Regions from separate parts of the Homo sapiens genome. Here region 1 is linked to region 2. The links are chromatin loops, found by intact Hi-C in ENCODE. Cell type or tissue: endothelial cell of umbilical vein. All regions are shown on one strand. Links, peaks and the distances in the headings refer to the core of each region. The heading gives the core; the rest is flanking DNA.

What was found. Peaks named below come from ENCODE experiments on the same cell type or tissue, not always from the same donor. Only the 100,000 strongest peaks of a DNase experiment are listed, where the experiment ranks them.
Region 1: a loop joins it to region 2, with 3 times the contacts of the local background. A loop is called at or near these places in 1 of 110 quality-filtered maps.

What each region holds. Positions count from the first base shown.
Region 1 is chr12:96,251,225-96,260,759 of GRCh38, forward strand. It overlaps ELK3 (ETS transcription factor ELK3), which reads left to right. Exons shown (of 5, transcript NM_005230.4): 4 at 8,507-8,629. Among named protein-coding and RNA genes, the nearest start is that of ELK3, 62 kb to the left of the region's middle. In endothelial cell of umbilical vein, for the core only: no CTCF peak of the experiment used is centred there; DNase peaks (open chromatin) are centred at 3,357, 4,057, 6,877, 7,607 and 1 weaker place; H3K27ac peaks cover 5,154 bases.
Region 2 is chr12:95,914,484-95,924,018 of GRCh38, forward strand. CCDC38 (coiled-coil domain containing 38) reads right to left here. Exons shown (of 16, transcript NM_182496.3): 3 at 4,393-4,493; 4 at 2,646-2,811. Among named protein-coding and RNA genes, the nearest start is that of CCDC38, 23 kb to the right of the region's middle. In endothelial cell of umbilical vein, for the core only: a CTCF peak has its summit at 4,189; a DNase peak (open chromatin) is centred at 4,198; H3K27me3 peaks cover 1,546 bases.

The DNA.
Region 1 (9,535 bases), core at 916-8,915, 340 kb after region 2:
CATTGTTTTGGGGCACCATGAACCACACCTGTATAAGACAGCAAACTTGATCAGTGTTGTGTGTGTCCCAACTGCTCTCCTGTGTCAAACTTGATCAGTGTTGTGTGTGTCCCAACTGCTCTCCTGTGTCTCCCTCTCCTTGGGTCTCCCTATTCCCTGAAACACAACAATTTTGAAATTAGGCCAATTGATAACCCTATAGTGGCCTATAAAGTGTTCAAGAGAAAGGAAGAGCTGCGCATCTCTCATTTTAAATCCAAAGCTAGAATGATGACGGTGAAGGCATGTCCAAAACCGAGACAGGCCTAAAGCTAGGGGGCTCTTATACCAGTTAAGTATGTAAATGTAAAGGAAGAGTTCCTGAAGGAAATGAAAGTGCTACGTCAGTGAAAACATGAATGATAAGAAAGTGGGACATCCTGATTGTTGATATGGAGAAAGTTTTAGTGGTCTGGATAGAAGATCAAACCAGCCACAACATTCCTTTCAGGCTAACCCAGAGCAAGGCCCTAACTCTTCAATTCTTTGAATGCTGAGAGAGGCGAAGAAGCTGCAGAAGAAAAGTGTGAAGCTAGCAGAGGTTGGTTCATGAGGTTTAAAGAAAAAAGCCATCTCCATAACATAAAAGTGCAAGGTGAAGCAGCGAGTGCTAATGGAGAAGCTGCAGTAAGCTGTCCAGAAGATCTAGCTACGCTCATTGATGAAGGTGGCTACGTCAAACAGCTTCACTGTAGGTGAAACGGCCTTCTACTGGAAGAAGATGCCATCTAGGACTTTCATAGCTGGAGAAGAGAAGTCCATGCCTGGCTTCAGAGCTTCAAAGGACAGGCTGAGTCTTGTTAGTACAGCTTGTGACTTTAAGTTGAAGCCAGTGCTACTAAATACACTCTGCCTGTGCTCTGTAAATGGAACAACAAAGTCTGGACGACAGCACATCTGTTTTCACAGTTTATGGAATAGTTTAAGCCCAGGTGAGACCTACTACTCAGAAAAAAGATTCCTTTCAAAATATTACTGCTCATTACAGTGCATCTGGTTACCCAAGAGCTCTCATGGAGATATACAAGAAGATTAATATTTTTCATGCCTGCAAATACAACATCCATTCTACAACCCAGAAGTCAAGGAGTAATTTTGACTTTCAAGTCTTATTACTTAATAAATACATTTCATAAAGCTACAGCTGCCATAGATAGTGATTCCTCTGATGGATCTGGGCAAAGTCAATTGAAAACCTTCTGGAAAGGAGTCACCATCCTAGATGCTATTAAGAATATTCATGATTCATGGGAGGAGGTCAAAATATCAACATTAACAGGAGTTTGGAAGAAACTGATTCCAGCCCTCATGGATCACTTTGAAGGGTTCAAGACTTCATTGGAGGAGGGAACTGCAGATGTGGTAGAAATAGCAAGAGAACTAGCATTAGAAGTGGAGCCTGGAGATGCAACCAAATTGCTGCAATTTATTGATCAAACTTGATTGGGTGAGTAGTTGCTTCTCACAGATGAGCAGAGAAAGTGGTTTCTTGAGATAGAATCTACTCCTGTTGAAGACGCTGTGAATATTGTTGAAATGACAACAAAGGACTGAGAATATTACATAACTTTACATTACATTACTTAGTTGATAAAGCAGCGGCAGGGTTTGAGAGGATTGACTCCAATTTTGAAAGAAGTTCTACTCTGGGTAAAATGCTATCAAACAGCATCACATGCCATAGAGAAATCTTTCATGAAAGGAATAATCAATTGGGCCAGGTGCGCTGGCTCACGCCTGTAATCGCAGCACTTTGGGAGGCCAAGGCGGGTGGATCACCTGAGGTCAGGAGTTCAAGACCAGCCTGGCCAACATGGCAAAACCCCGTCTCTACTAAAAGTACAAAAATTAGCCAGGTTTGGTGGCAGATGCCTGTAATCCCACTACTTGGGAGCCTGAGGCAGGAGAATCACTTGAACCTGGGAGGTGGAGGTTGTGATGAGCCGAGATCACGCCACCGCACTCCAGCCTGGACAACAAGAGCGAAACTCGCATCTCACCAAAAAAATAAATAAATAAATAAAAGAGTCAATCAATGTGGCAAACTTCATTATTGTCTTATTTTAAGAAACTGCCACAGCCACCCCAGTCTTCATGACTCTGCCTCCTTGTCCCTGGTTCTGCCCTGCTTCCTCCCCTGTCCCTTTCTGTAGCTACCCTAGGCCCCCATGGGAGTCTCCATTTTGTCTCCTTTTCCGTAGGATCAGTGCTACAGACTTCTGTGGGATTAACTCACCTTTTAAAGACCTTAAAACCATGGTTTCACTTGAATTCAGACAACTTTAGGAGCTTCCAGAGATTCAGTCACCTTTTATTTGAGGACATTTTTTTAACCTCAAGGTGGCATTGTCATGGATTCTGTTGGCATCTGTGGGAGCTTAGGATTACAGATATTTGTGGGTACAACCTGCTAGACATCTTGTTTCTCTCTCCTTTACTTTCTTAGAGACTGAGTGACTTACCGGTATCTCAGATCACCAAATCAAGTGATCAGCAAATACTTCTGCATCTTCTTTAATCAGTCCAGTAACAAATGTTTATCATGTATTCATTCATTTGGGAGATAATCACTGAAAACTAAGCATTCGCTTAGATACCTGGAGATACAGAGGTTAGCAAGATAGAAACCGTTCCTGTTCTCATGAGTTTACAGGTTGCTGTCCAGCATACGGGGCAATATATAACATAGGGTTATAATTTAGGGTGGTGTGAAATTATGGAGGACCCTGAGAACTGGCTAAGGAATTTTGACTTGTTTGGATTGGAAATTAACTGCTAGAGGCTGGGCGCAGTGGCTCACGCCTGTAATCCCAATATTTAGGGAGGCCAAGGGGGCGGATAGCTTGAGGTCAGGAGTTCAAGACCAACCTGGCCAACATGGCCAAACCCCATCTCTACTAAAGATAAGAAAATTAGCTGGGTGTGGTGGTGCATGCCTGTAATCTCAGCTACTCGGGAGGCTGAGGCAGGAGAATCGCTTGAACCCGGGAGGCAGAGGTTACAGTGAGCCAAGATTGTGCCACTGCACCCCAGCCTGGGTGACAGAGTGAGATTCTATCTCAAAGATAAATAAGTAAATAAACAGCTGCTAGAGGTATAAGTGAAAAAAATCTCATTAGAATCAACAAATAATTATTGAGCAATAACAGAGCCTAGAAAGGACACCAAAACTACAGTTGCTTGTTTTTATGACCTTAGGACCTAGCCATGACAACAAGGCATTACAAGTGCACACACACACACAATAGCCCTTGGCAAGAGTCAAACATGCAGCACAGAGAAGCGCTTTAGGAGCTGAGGGGCAAGATCGTTTAGTTCAGGTCAACACACATGAACTGAGTGCCCATCATGTGAAAGCTGCTGTGTTTGGAGCTGGGGCTACAAACGTGGATAAAATAGTCTCTGATAGTTAGGAGCTCATAACTTAAGTCCCTTCATCTAGTATCTCAGGTGCAATACAAAAGGAATACTAAGTTGCAAAAGGAATCCTAAGGAGGAAGGTATTAACTTTGCCTGAGATGGAGGAAGAATGTCCAGAGGGCTTCCTGGAGGGGGTGAGACCACTGGTACAGGGTGTTGAAGGATCAGCCTGTGGCAGGGTAGACAGGGAGAGGAAGGCATCGTCGGCAGAGGAACAGCTTGAGGCAAGGCATAGATACGTGAAATAGCTTTGTGATTAGGGGAGGTATAGCAATAGGAAGCATTGAAGGGGTATGAGTGACAGTCTGAATTGTTTTAGGAATCACCCTGCTGGCGAGATTGGGAAGGGGGAAGGCTGGATCCAAGTAGGATGCTATTGGAATATTCCAGGCGAAAGACCATGAGTATCTAAGGCTGTATGGTGGGAGGGGTCAGAGGGATGGATCTGATGTTGGGAGTGCCGTCAGCAGGAGTTGGTGACTGACTGGGTGGGAGGAGTGGGGAGAGCCAGAATTGAGTGTGAGGAACATGGGAGGAAGACTAAGCTCCCTGGGAAAAGGCTAAACGTCCAGTCGGGGCCATGCTGAGTTTGAGGACCCTGCAGGAAATTCGGGTGGAAAAGTCCAGCTGCATCTGGAGAGCGGAGAGTGTTTTGGAGCCGGAGAGGAAGTTAGGCAGTCATCAACACGCAAGGGGTGGTGAAACCATGGGAACGGATGAGGTCACTTGTGGAGAGGGCCTGTAGCCCAGGGAACTATGGGCTGGGCTGGGTGGTCAGGGAAGTTCTGAGGGAGCGTTGAAGGACTGTTGGGTTAGAATGCCTGTTCCTCCGTGCATATGAGGAAAGCTCAGGACACATCAAAGCAAGTAAGAGGGTTTGGGGAGGGAAGTGTCTACGAAGAGTCAAACTCTGTAAAATATTTGAAGAGATTTATTCTGAGCCAAATATGAGTGACCATGGCCTGTGACACAGTCCACAGGAGGTCCTGAGAACATGTGCCCCAGGTGGTCGGGGTACAGTTTGGTTTTATATATTTTAGGGAGGCATGAGACGTCATGAAATTGCCAGGCAACTTCAAGGTATGGCAAGGAAATATATTTTGGGGTTAAATATTTTTTCCTCGTTCCATAATGTTACTCCAGAGTCAGATTGAAAAGTAAGTCACCATATATAGGGTCAAATAAAACCCATCTGATGAGAATTTACGGTTTGTAGGGCATGACTCCCTAGACCCCTAGGTAGGAATTTGGGCAAGATAAAAAATGAGAGCTTAGTCCTCAGAAGTTAGCAAGTGTGTGAACCCAGATTATGGGGAACCTCAAATCTGGGGCTAAGGAGGACATCACATCCTTTCTGAAATGGTGACTGAATGTTGAGTGAACTCAGTGTTTGAGGGTGGTTGATTTGGCGATGGGGTACAGAATAGATGGGGAGACCGGAGGCAGGTGGACTGGCCTGGGCAGCTGTTGTGGAATGCCATCTGTAAGGTGATAGGGGCTTGGATGCAGCAGGAATGGAAATGAGGGATAAACAGGAGACTGAGTTGTGGGACTCCTCCAGAGGCTATGTCCGGAGCTTGCAGTTATCGGAAGGCATTTTGCATGGTGGGGCCTGGGATGCGGGTGGTAAATGGGGCTGTGCATGCAGGGTTTATGTCTTGTTTTATCCTCATCTGTGGCACCTGAAACATAGTTTGCACTCTCGGTCAGTATTTATTGAGGCAGTGCCTACACGGTGGTCCTGTTGACAGAAGGGGAAGAGTCTTAAGAAACACTGATGTGGAAAGGTGCTGAGCTTCATGAAGTTGGAGCATGGTGGGGCATCCAAGTGGAGATGCCCAACAAGCGATAAGCCAGGGGGGACCCAGCTAGAGCTGCAGATGGCTTCAGTTCATTGGTATTTAGGAGATGAAAGTACAGGAGGAATAAAGATGAGCAGATACCTTAAAGGCTACAGAAAGAATAAGAAAAATGTGCCAATCACCATAATAGGAGGCAGAACATGTTAAATGTTAAGAAAAAAATGGTCACAAAGTGTTACAAAGATTCAGAAATAAGAAATCCCATCTGGTTGAGGGGAGATCAGGAAAGTGTCCTTGGAGGAGGTGGCATTTTGATGGGCAGAGGAAGGCAAGAGGAGGAGGCAGCGGGCCGGGGCAGGGGTGCACAGGTGGGCATGCCTGGATGCCAGCTCACCCTGGCGAGCTCAGATGTGCAGGCTTTTTAGGAGACTCTATGAAGTGGAAGTGGAAGATGAACTGAGTGGGGAAAATGAAAAGGGGATCTTGGGATGAGGGTCTTACTCTTTGCAAATGCATTGCCTGTGGCATCTCCTTTCCCAGCAGCCGTGGGATCAGGAGCTCCTTATCTGCCATGCTTGTTAAAACGAGACTGTCTTTGGGGAAGGAAAGAAAACAGCACTTTTTGCTGTGGCTTCTTTAGCCCTTGGCCCTCAGGCTCAGCCCACTCTGCCTGACTCCAGGAGCGTGTGGAGAGAGGCTGTGAAGTCTCACACTGTCCCGGAGATAACCCAGAGCAGGTGTTATAGGAACTTTCCTTAAAAAAGCAACCACATGGTTCTTTAAGGCCACAGGATTTTCAGGGAGAACTTCAGGGATAGAAGGGAGAGGAGGGAATGAAATCATTTTACAGTGTTTATTTGCATATATTATAGAAGACATTTCAGACATATTAAAGATGAGAAACAAGAAGGCTACAGTAGTCTGAGTACATCCTGTATTCCTAAGAAACAAATGTGCAAACATCTCAAATCCAGACATGGGTATACGTTTTAGACCAGAGAAATAGAAATTCTAGACCTTGTACATTGCTTAGAGGATTAAAAAGGAATGGGCATATGATGGCCATGGAGGAGAGAAGGATAGCTGTGTTTTGTGGTTTAGAAGATTGTCTCTTTAAAGCTTTGAGAGCCTTCATTGATGGATAAACTAGGAGGCCTTGAACACACTGGTTATTAAATGTTAATGTGACATATTGAGGTTGGAACCTTGCTCCAGAGTAACATGCAAATATTAGTTTTCAGAACACCTGAGCTTGTGGCCTTGAGCCTAACACAACTGACAGTAGCCTCCAAGTCCAGGCTGACTCAGTTGAGTTGGTCTGTTTCAGAGGATTAAGTCCTTCTCTGTATACAGTTGAGAATTTCTCCCTCACATAGATGAAGTACGTTTAGTAAGTATGTCATGTATACTTTCAATTAATTACCAATCCATTTATTCATTCAAAAACATGTATGAAGTACCTAGCCAGATAACTGCCTCTGGCACTTGTTGAGCATTTCTATATGCCAGGCACATATCTTATAAGAGCTTGCAGTAGATCAGCTTATTTAATCTTCCCAACAACCCTGTAACGTGGGCATTTTTATTCTCCCCATTTTACAGATGAGGCAACTGAGACAGAGAGAGGTTAGGTGGCTTGCCTGAGGTTACCTGGCTGGGAAGTAGTGGTTCTGAGATTGGAACCCTGGCAGAGCTCATGCTGAGCCGTGAAGTTTTAACTGTTAGGCCAGATGGCCTGGCATGCTTGTGAAATTGCCTTGGACTAGAACAAATGGGAAGCTTATTCAAAACATGTATTTATTCTAGTAACCTCATAGGTCATTCAGTATGTAGGAAATGCCATGGAACCAACGACTCAAATAATTTGGTATAAATGTGTTTACATTTCAGCAGCTTCACAGTTTGAGGAACTTTGGATGTTTGTCTCCATTCTGCTGAACAGAGCAGACCTTTCAATTTAGGTTTAAGCCAAATGCTGTTGGTAATTAATGATGCTACGGAGGCCAATTCTAGGAAAAAATAACACTTTAGCATCCAGCATGGTGCAGTCTGAAAGGCTGGCGCCTTTGCTGTGGTTCTTCTTACACAAAGCACCTTATTGACATCACAAAACCACTGAGGGACTCCTTCTAGTCACCAAAGGTACAAAACCACCCTGGGCCGGGGAGTTTGTCTCCACTGAGAATAAAAGCCATGCAGACTTAGCAGCTGGGCGGGTGTTTCTTCTGCCCTCCTGCTGGCTTGCAGGCCAGGACTCCTGCTGTGTGTGTGCAAGAAATTCAGTCCTTGGAACTCCCCTGGGAAACCCAGGGTTTTGGCTTTATACCCAATCTGACAAGAAAGGGCCCTCCCTGCCCCCACCCAAACCATTGCCAGGGCAATGAATTCTCATCAACTCCACATCCGGAAGGAATCTGGAAAACCCGGCTCAGAGCTTCTGAAGAGGCTGCTACAGGGTATTTTAACAGCAAATCCCAAAGCCTTAACAGCTGTTGATATGGAGACCATTTAAAAACGTGTGTTCGTAACCCAAGTAATAGATGTCCACTGTAGAAACACAGGAAAATATAGATAAGAAGAATTAAAGCCCCTTTATGGGATCCTATTTTGTTTGTATACTAATCCTTGTTTAATCTGGGAAGGGGAACAAGTTAACAAACCATTCGGACGAAAGTTGATACAAACTTGAATTTTCCACCAGAATGTTTAGGGAAGGTAATGTGTCAATACCTTTTTCCTTTATGAAAAAAGTGTTAATAAAATTAGCATTGAAGAAAACTAGCCAGCCAGGTATGGTGGCTCACGCCTGTAATCCCAGCACTTTGGGAGGCTGAGGTGGGCAGATCACTTGAGGTCAGGAGTTCGAGACCAGCCTGGCCAACGTAATGAAACCCCTTCTCTACTAAAAATACAAAAATTAGTCGGTGGTGGGTGCCTGTAATCCCAGCTGCTTGGGAGGCTGAGGCAGGAGAATCGCTTAAACCCAGGAAGTGGAGGTTATAGTGAACCAAGATCGCGCCATTGCACTCCAGCCTGGGTGACAGAGCGAGACTGTCTCCAAAAGAAAAGAAAATTAAAATTAAACTGTTCACAGCCCCTCAGAATTAACGTTGCCAGTTTTCCTGAGATGGTAAGGTCGTTTCCTGGCCCATGCCTAGCCTACCTAACCTCTCTCTGCTGCTCTGTTGATCATGGCCCAAGTCAGGTGAACCTATATGAAGAAGTCTGTTTGCTTTACTTCCCAGACACCAAATGGATTGCTTCTGACTCCGAGTCCACTGCTCTCCAGCATACATTTCTGGAGCAGCCTTAGTCCAGTTGCTCCGCTGAGTCCTGCCAGGCTGCAAGGGCCAAGCACGCTGTTCCAGGTGAGCGTTTGGAAATGAACTTTTGAACATTAAGCTTCTGAGGGATGGTTTTTTCTCTAAATCCTGCAGAGGTAACGGTGAGTTTTGCCATATGTTGAGTTGAAATATTAAATGTCCAGAGGGGGTTCATGTTAGTGGGGTTGCACGCCCTTCAGAGGCAGACATTTTCATTGAGGCAGAAATTGCAGACTCATGCCAGACACCCATACGTGGAACAATTAGTTCTTAAAGTGTTTTGCATATTTTCATTTGTCTATGAAAACAGGAAATTTATTAAGGAAAAGGCAAAACTTTAAGAATTATTCTTTAGGCCAGTGTGATGGCTCACACCTGTAATCCCAGCACTTTGGGAGGTTGAGGGTGGGAGGATTGTTTGAGCCCAGGAGTTTGAGACCAGCCTGGGCAACACAGCAAGACCCCATCTATATTTAAAATAAAATGAAAATAAATATTATTATTTATAAAAGTCCACAAAAGACTTTAAAATATTAATCCTCCTAGTTAATGTAGCAACTTGTTTGACATAAAGTGAAAATAAAAATAGTGAACAATTTCCCCATCCTGGGATAGAAAAATTACTTGCATCATTTTATGAATCATCATTAAGTTCTCCTTGTTCTGTAATGAAAAAGGAGAATCCAGGGCATTTGGTTAAAAAATAATGAAGACTTAGCTGCTTTATCTTATAGAACTCTCCATACTAGGCGAGCACCTTCATTATTCATTCACACACCAGAATCTTGCAGGACCGTCACTTGCTATCATGGAGAAATCAGTATTTCCTCCTTGAGACCCATAGATCATTACTCACTGATTAAGGTGTTACTGTTTGAATATGTTGAGTGCAGGTGGAAAGAATCCTAGGGACAGGACTGAAGAAAAGGTGGACCCAGTGCAAACTCCCTC
Region 2 (9,535 bases), core at 704-8,703:
TCTCCGTCACTGGAGTATTTCAAAACAAATTCAAGCCTTTGTATCATTTCACCCATAAATACTTTAATATGAAACTCTAGCAGATAAAAAGTTTTAAATCATAACCATAAAACCACCATCACCCCTAACAAAATGAACTATTCCTTAGTGTCGTTTTACACACAGTCTGCATTCAAATCTTCCCAGTTGTCTTAAAAATACCTTTTTGGAATTTTAAAAATTAAAATCTAAATATTTTATGGTAAGGATCCTAAAGTCTCTTTTAAATCTATAATAGCCACCCCCGCTCCTCACACCCTATACCCTACACACACTTTTTTTTTTCCCAAGCCATTCATTTGTTCAAGAAACGAGGTCAATTTCTCTGTAGAATTTCCCATATAATGGATCTGACATATTGTATCCTCATGGTGTTATCTAACATGGTCTTCAATCCTCATATTTATTTGATTAGATTCAGGTTCAATTTACTCAAACATTTTTAATAGAAGAAAAGAATGAAAGTGCTTACTGTAGCTTTCATTTGATCATTTCTGATGGGTCAGCCAAATTGAAAATAAACTTCAATATCCAAAAAAATCCTGTGCTGTCAACTTACTAAATCTTAGAGCCATATTCACCATTTCAGCTTACTTTGACATGGTACTCTCTGGCTGAGTTGATAGAATTTTATTCTTCAACTCTAAGTAGACTCGTTATAGTGAGTTTCCCATTTTGGCTATTCTAGCTATCAGGCAGATCTTTGAACCAAGAGGCCATGAATTAATAAAGCCCTCCCAAAGCATTAACATTCCTAGACCTGAGGGCACCTCCACCACTCTCTGGGGATGTAAAGACCAGCTTGAGAGATCTGAGGACATAGAATACTGCAACAGAGAGTCCTGCAACTATCCCAGGTGTTGTGCTTTGAGAGCAAAACCAGAGTCAGGCTGCTCGCTGTGCGAAGATGGAAATGGCACTTCTCTCATGTAGGCAGACTGATCTGTCTCTGACACTTAGTTGTGCATGTGATTTCTTTGATGGGCACCGAGCAGTTTGCCACTTACTGCATACACAAAAAATTAAAGTCACCTAACCTCCCAGCGTGTGGTTGCTTGCTCATTTTGCTTTCATGTAGGTTTGTTTTCAATCAGGATTCAGGCAGGGGATGCAAGTTTGAGGAGTAAGGTTTTCACTCAAATCAGCTCCTGATTGGAAATACAGTCTGAGGGTGACTTCTATATTTTAAGTTAAAATGTCCAAATTGCTTATCTGTGCAATTGGCAGAAACTGACAATCTGGTTTCCATTGCTGACAGAGCCCAAATTGCCTTGGATAATGCCAAACAATTTTACTGTTTCCTTTTGAAGAGTTGACCCTATGCCATTTACTTTGTTTTTCCTTTGTACCCAAAATTCATCCAAGACACCTACTTTTAAGAGACCGGTAACTTCTCTGTTAAATAGCAATGCTGTTGAATGGGGTCATCTGCAAAGCCATACTTCTGAGTTATTTAAGAACTGCTGGAGTGTCCTGGGTATTTTAAACCAGCCACTTGGTGTAGAACTCTTTCTAAAACATATCACATGTAATTGTAAATGCTCTTGATGACCTAAGGTTTACCACTCTACGGAGGCGAACTATGAGGCATGTGATTGAACGTAGATATGCCCTAGAACTTGTGGTACAGTCCCTGGCATCACCTTGCTGCCTATCATTTGCTGCTTTTACATACAATTATATATGCACTTGGAAGCTCTTCTGAATAAGTTAACATGGCTTCCTTTTCCTACATTAATTATTGACTCCAAAGCCCTTCCCTAAGTGGTTTGCTTGTTCTCTGAAAAATTTTTTTACAGTTTGAGAAAGTGCATGGGCTTTGGGATCCAGAGAAAATTTTTTTAAGTTGCCTGCCTGCCTTCCTTCCTTCCTTCCTTCCTTCCTTCCTTCCTTCCTTTTTTCCCTTCTTATTTTAAACTTTTTAATTTAACAATTTGGAAAACATTCATTTTGGGGGAAGATTTTAGACTCCATCATCCTAGCATTAATCACTTTATTTTCATTAACTTCAAAGTACTTTCTATCTCATCTATAGGCACTACTTGGTTTGACAAGTAGGATACCCCCTACTTGTCATTTTTGATAATCAGATTGCCTTCTTTTGTTGAGTAGTAATGATCATCTTATAGTATTTTAATATGTTGCCTCCAAAGGTCACTAAAACCAGATTAGGTATTTGCAACATTAGGTAAGCTCATTTAATTTTATTAGCTTCCTCATTCTGGATGCATGAGTTCTTTGGCTTGGATATCAAGGCTTTTTTATCTTTAGAAACTTCTAAGTTTGACATCTAGAACTGAGTATGAATGGCCAGAGCTATTACCTTTACATTTTATCCGCTTTTGCAAACTTTAATACTACATTCTTTTGGCAGTAACTGTCCTCCTGGGAGGACGGTTATGAAAATGAGTAACAGTCATCTTGGAAAAGTATGTTTTCTTATTTAACATAGAATTTCTCCTAACTCTCAATCCCCATGTACTAAGACTCCCTACCATTATAAGAGAGCATACTGTCTGTTTTAATCACCCTCCAACAAAGCTCCCAAACCTGACATTAATAGTAAATATTCAAAATGATGTTCTTAAAGAGTAATTTAGACTCACCTTCTATTAATCTAGGAATCGGAGCAGGACCTGGCCCAAACTTTTCAAATGACCTACCACTCCTTTTAGGGTAGAAAGCTAGTTGGCTCAGGTATGAATGACTCTTCATTCTGGATGAAAAAGTAGTTTTCTGGTAGACTTTCATGTTACGGTTCATAAATTTTTCCTGCCCAAGTGGAAAAGTTGAAAAGAATTTTTAATATACCAAAGTATGTTATCTTAAAATTAGTGATTATATATAAAAATAACATTTGCAACAAAAATCTTAACATTAAAAAAACAACCCCAGGTTCTTCTCTTTGAAGGAATGTGTGTTGTTTTAGTTTCCTTCTCATATGAAGCTGAGATCATTTAACTTTTATTAAATATGTACATCACAAATACAAGACTGGAAAATGTCCTCTCAGCTTCATTTTCACAATTTAGTCTTGCTCAAAATGCAGTTAAAATTTGGAAATTCCGGGCTGGGTGCGGTAGCTCATGTCTGTAATCCTGGTGCTTTGGGAGTCCAAGGCGGGCAGATCACCTGAGGTCAGGAGTTCAAGACCAGCCTGATCAAGATGGAGAAACCCCTCTCTACTAAAAATACAAAAATTAGCCGGGCGTGGTGACGGGTGCCTGTAGTCACAGCTACTCAGGAGGCTGAGGCACAAGAATCACTTGAACCTGGTGGTAAAGGTGGCAGTGAGCCGAGATCACACCACCGCACTCCAGCCTGGGTGACAGAGCAAGACTGTCAAAAAAAAAAAAAAAAAGGAAATTCTAAGTGTTGGTTCTGTGGAATTAAAACTTGAGAGGAAAGGGATCTCCCCAGTAGATATTTAAAAATTAGGCTTGTGATTTCATTCATCTTCTCTCAATTTAATTTTAAGTATGTTCCACAAAACCATACAACACTTGCTGAGGAACCATCGCATACAGATGAATCTGTTGTTGAGCATTTCTAGATAATTTCCTTATCTTAATTAGGGTAGACAAAGTCCTGTAATCAACTTTTACCTCTGGAAAGAAAGAAAGTAAATCTACTGAAATGTGAACCAGGCGATGTAGGTGTGATGACCACAGCAGTGGTGAGATTAACTCTGCAAGGCACAGTGGGAAAATCAGCCTTATCATTGATCTAGCTTCATACCACAAAATTTGAAAACAACACCCCCTCCTCTACTTTCATCCCTTCTTCCTTCCCCAGCACACACATATGCATTGTCTTATCCATATCTGATTCTTGAAGACCCACCTCCTTTTATCTCCTCACCACTAACAGCCTTTTTTCCATCTTCTCATCAACAAAGATGAACACCCCTTTCTCTATATTTCTTTGGCACGCCTCTGTTACTGTATTTCCTCCACTCTGAGATGCCACTTATTGTAAGATGTGCTATTATTTTATGCAGGGCCAGTGATGTATGACATCCCATCTATGTAAGCTAGGTACCAATTTCAGAAATGTAAAAAATGTGGAGATGTGTGTGTTGGAATCAATGAAGGACAGTGTACCATACGTGTCCTACTGGACTGCAGTGGTATATCTCTCTTCCTCCGTTAGGTGGCGATCTTTGTGCTGCCTACTGTCAGCTGGATGTTTTTCTGTCGTTTGTGTTCACACTGTCTCCCCATCATGGTGTGGGGCACACACCATCTGCGTCTAGTTGACTCCATGTCTCAGCCCAGCAAAGTTCATAAGAGCAATAGGTAAGTGGATATGATTCTAACATTAATTGGGGTTGTGATTTTAATTAAACTTTACCGTTTCCTTTGCTGCCATTTCATTTTCTTTGACAAGAAAGAGATCTCTGAAAAAGATCTTATAAGGCCTGTCCTCTTTGGTTGAGCCATCTTTTACTTTACCTGTTAAAAAAGAAAGAATGAATGAATGAATTCTGTCATCCTTCCTCTGCTGACCAGAATAGTAAGTCTCCCACCAGCTAGGGTGGAATGAATGGGATGCAGGGATCTCTGAGAAGGTAGTGTTAAAAGAAAAACTTTGGCCGAATTAAATTTAAAGGAGTTTAATTGAGTAATGAATGATTTGTGGATCGGGCAGCCCCCAGAATCACAGCAGAGTCAGAGACTCCAGGGATATCTCATGGTTAGAACAAATTTATAGACAAAAAAGGGAAGTGAAGTACAGAAATCTCAGGTGAGGTACAGAAACAGCTGGATTGGTTACAGCTCGGCATTTGCCTTATTTGAACACAGTTTGAGCACTCAGCAGTGTATGAGTGGTTGAGGTACGGCTGCTGGGATTAGGCCAAGATTCAGCTATTGTTACAGGGCATACTTCTACGTTAGGGTTTTAATTTTGTCTACCTATTAAGTTAGGTTGCAGTTCGTTCACAAGGACTCAAATATAGAAGTATGGAGTATGGAGTCCTTCTCAGGCCATGTTTAGTTTGCTTTAACAGTAGAATGCAGATAGCCTTGCCTCCACATCTCCTGGGTAGAAGTCACAGCTCCTCTGTCTGTTTCCCACAGCACCGACATAGCTCTTACTGCTTCATGAGGAATGAGTTGATAAAATAAGGAGGTCTTTACCAAAATAGTAGGATAAAATTTTGAGATATTAATATGTTTCTTCTCACCATTATACATATACCACCATTACCCTTACACCACCATTTCAACAGCAACAGATACAGCCACTACCCTTAGGGAGAGCCTCTGCCCAGATTAGAGAGTCTTAAAAAAGAAAGTCAAAGATAATAAAAAGTGCTGGAGAGCATGTGGAGAAATTGGACCCAAATTCACTCCTAGAAGGAATGTTTAAGTGGGGCAGTCACTTTGGAAAACAATCTGGCAGTTCCTTAAAAAGTTGAACACAGAATTGCCACATGACCTAGAAATTCTACTGCTAGGATATACCAAAGAGAAATGAAAGCATAGGGGCTCACAAAAAACGTGTACATGAATATTTAGAGCAGTATTATTTTTAATAGCCAAAAAATAGAGACAACCTAGATATCTGATATGGATTGGCTGTGTCCTCATCCAAATCTCATCTTGAATTGTAGCTCCTATAATTCCCATGTGTCATGGGAGGGACTCAATGGAAAGTAATTGAATCGTGTTGAGGGGTTCTTTCTTGTGCTGTTCTCGTGATAGTGAATAAGTCTCATGAGATCTGATGGTTTTATAAAGGGGAGTTCCCCTGCACACACTCTCTTGCCTGCCACCATATAAGACGTGACTTTCCTCCTCTTTCACTTTCCACCATAATTATGAGGCCTCCCCAACCATATGGAACTGTGAATCCATTAAATCTCTTTCATTTATAAATTAGCCAGCCTGGGTATGTCTTTATTAGCAGCATGAGAACAGATTAATACAATATCCATCAACTGATTAACGATAAACAAAATGCAGTATATCCATACAAGGAACTCTTATTTGCCCAGAGAAAGGAATGAAGTACAATATATGCTACAACATGGATGAACATTGGAAACATGTTAAGTAAAAGAAGCCAGTAACAAAGGACCACACATTATATGATTCCATTTATATAAAATATCCAGAATAGGCATATTCATGGAGATAGAAAGTAGGTGAGTAGTTGCTTGGGGCTGGAGGGTGGATGGGGCCTAGGGGTTGATGGCTGAGGGGTGCAGGTTTCTTTTTGAATTAGTGAAAATGTTCTAAAATTGGCTGTAGTGATGGTTGCACATAATTGTTCTACACTAAATAAAAAATGAAGGCTGGCCATTAAAAAAGCAAAAGAGGGCCGGGCGCAGTGGTCACACGTATAATCCCAGCACTTTCGGAGGCCGAGGTGGGTGGATAACCTGAGGTCGGGAGTTCGAGACCAGCGTGACCAACGTGGAGAAACCCCATCTCTACGAAGAATACAAAATTAGCCGGGTGTGGTGGTTCACGCCTGTAATCCCAGCTCCTTGGGAGGCTAAGTCAGGAGAATCACTTGAACATGGGAGGCAGAAGTTGCGGTGAGCCGAGATCATGCCATTGCACTCCAGCCTGGGCAACAAGAGTGAAACTCCATCTCAAAAAAAAAAAAGAAAAAGAAAAAGAAAAAGAAAAGTCAGTTGAATTTCTGCATGGACTTCCTGTTTTTCTTTATAACATTTGATATGACAAAAAAACTTTCTCTCTCTTTATTTCTTTATTTCTTACTTTCTAACTCTTGGGATGTGGCAGGATGGAAATCTTGGCTTTCAAAACCAATAGTCAAGGTCAAGTGTAATTGTCTATTTTCACACTGCTATAAAGAACTTCTCTGAGACTCGGTAGTTTACAAAGGAAAGAGGTTTAATTGACTCACAGTTCTGCATAGCTGGGAAGACCTCGGGAAACTTACAATCATGGTAGAAGGCTAAGGGGAAGCAAGCACCTTCTTCACAAGGTGGCAGGAGAGAGAAGCATGAAGGAGGAACTTCCAAACATGTATAAAACCATCAGATCTTGTGAGATCTCACTCACTATCACAAGAGCATGGGGGAAAACGCCCCCATGATCCAATCACCTCTCTCCCTCAACACATGGGGATTACGGGTCCCTCCTTTGACATGTGGGGTTTATAATTTGAGATGAGATTTGGGTAGGGACACAGAGCCAAACCATATAACCAAGAATACTGGGAGCCTGGAGTTGACACCTTAAATCAGAGATAGGAAGATAGGAAGAGGATTCCTGAAGACACATTCCCCAACTCTTACCCCACATCCCATGTCCACCTCAACCTTACAAAAAGACTCCACATCCTCCCAGCAAGCAGAGGGCCTGTGAAGAAACTCAATGATTCTTGCCCCAAATCACTAGAATCATTTTGGCTCCACCCACCTCCAGATATTCTGACTTAATTTGTCAAGGAAACATCAGCACTGGAATATTTTGAGAGTCCCCCAGGTGGCTGTAATGTACATCCAGGACTAAGAGCTAGTGGACCAAAGTTTAAGGAATTAATGGACTGGAGCTTAAAGTCTACCTGAGAAGCAGCCATTTGCCCAAAGATTCAGTGTAGAAAGTGGGAGTGGCTGGGATTATAGAAACTCCAAACACATTTTTCTGTAAGTCATGAGTTAGAGAGAAAGAAAATTGCAGAGTGGAAGTCTTGGGTTCAACACAGAGTACTCTGATCATCTCCTATTCACCCTGATGGTGATGGAGTGAATCCCCCATCCTAAATACTACGAGATAGCTGAACACATGATACCCAACACTGGACATATGAGACTGAAAGCAGTTTATAAGTCATATATACTCATAGCCTGGGGGAGGAGAATGCTGCCTGCAATGCAGTGCCACATGGGAATTGCACTCAGGAGCACAGTGAATCACCAGTGGTGGGAGGCAACTTTGTAGTAACAAAAGGCTGAGGTGTCCCCTGGTCCCCACAGGAGGATGTGATTGACTTGTTTGAATAATTTCATGGCTGACAGTGCAGTGAAACCCATTAGGTTGAAGACCAGGTGGAATGCAGCTGGTCCAATTGATAGAGGAACTAGCCAGGCCGGGAGAGTTTCCTGCTAGGTGGACGTCATATTTGGCAAGAGCAAGAGGATTTATGGTTAGGCTTTTGGGGCCCTGTGAGGCTGAAATATGTCAAGGCAGCACATACAATTTTAGGCCTTAAAAACATGAAGTAGAAACAGCTGAGGGTGGGTCCAGGCAGCTAGACTCTGGGACAGCAGAAGTGTAGACGAGCAAAGCCAACAGGCTGAAGACCAGGAGGTAGCCACAGAGATTGAGGACTCAAAAGGACCTGGGGCCAGGTGCCTGTGATGGTTAATTGTGTGCGTCAACTTGACTGGGCCATGGGTTCCCAGATTAAATGTTATTTCTGGTTGTGTCTGTGAGGGTATTTCCAGGTGAGATTAGCATTTGAATTGGTGGGCTCAGTAAAGTAGACTGCCCTCATCCATGTGGGTGAGTCTCGTCCAATCTCTTGAGGGTCTGAGTAGAAAAGGCTGAGGAATTAGGAAGTAACCCCTTCTTTTCTGCCTCACTGCTTGAACTGGGACATCTCATCTCATCTTCTCCTATGCTGAGACTGGAACTCACACCATCAGTTCCCCTGCTTCTCAGGCTTTCTGAGTCTGACTGAATTACATCACCAGCTCTCCTGGGTCTCCAGCGTATAGATGGCAAATCATGGGACTTCTCAGCCTCCATAATTATATGAGCCAATTACTCATAGTAAATCTCCTTCTTATTGGTTCTGTTTTTCTGGAGAGTTCTGCCTAATACAGTGGTGTTTACAGAGTCCATGGACCTATGCCTTATATACCATCACTCCCAGGCCAGGGCTGGACCCCAGACATCCCAATATGGAGCCACTGTTGTCCTCCAGGGGATGAGTAATTAGTGGGCTGGACACCTCTTCCCCAATCAGCCTTCTCTTCTTCCAAGAGAAACTCTACAAACTTAGATTCTGCCCTATCCCAAGTGTCTTTTTTTTTTTAATTTATTATTATTATACTTTAAGTTTTAGGGTACATGTGCACAATGTGCAGGTTAGTTACATATGTATACATGTGCCATGCTGGTGTGCTGCACCCACTAACTCGTCATCTAGCATTAGGTATATCTCCCAATGCTATCCCTCCCCACTCCCCCCACTCCACAACAGTCCCCAGAGTGTGATGTTCCCCTTCCTGTGTCCATGTGTTCTCATTGTTCAATTCCCACCTATGAGTGAGAATATGTGGTGTTTGGTTTTTTGTTCTTGCGATAGTTTACTGAGAATGATGATTTCCAATTTCATCCATGTCCCTACAAAGGACATGAACTCATCATTTTTTATGGCTGCATAGTATTCCATGGTGTATATGTGCCACATTTTCTCAATCCAGTCTATCATTGTTGGACATTTGGGTTGGTTCCAAGTCTTTGCTATTGTGAATAGTGCTGCAATAAACATACGTGTGCATGTGTCT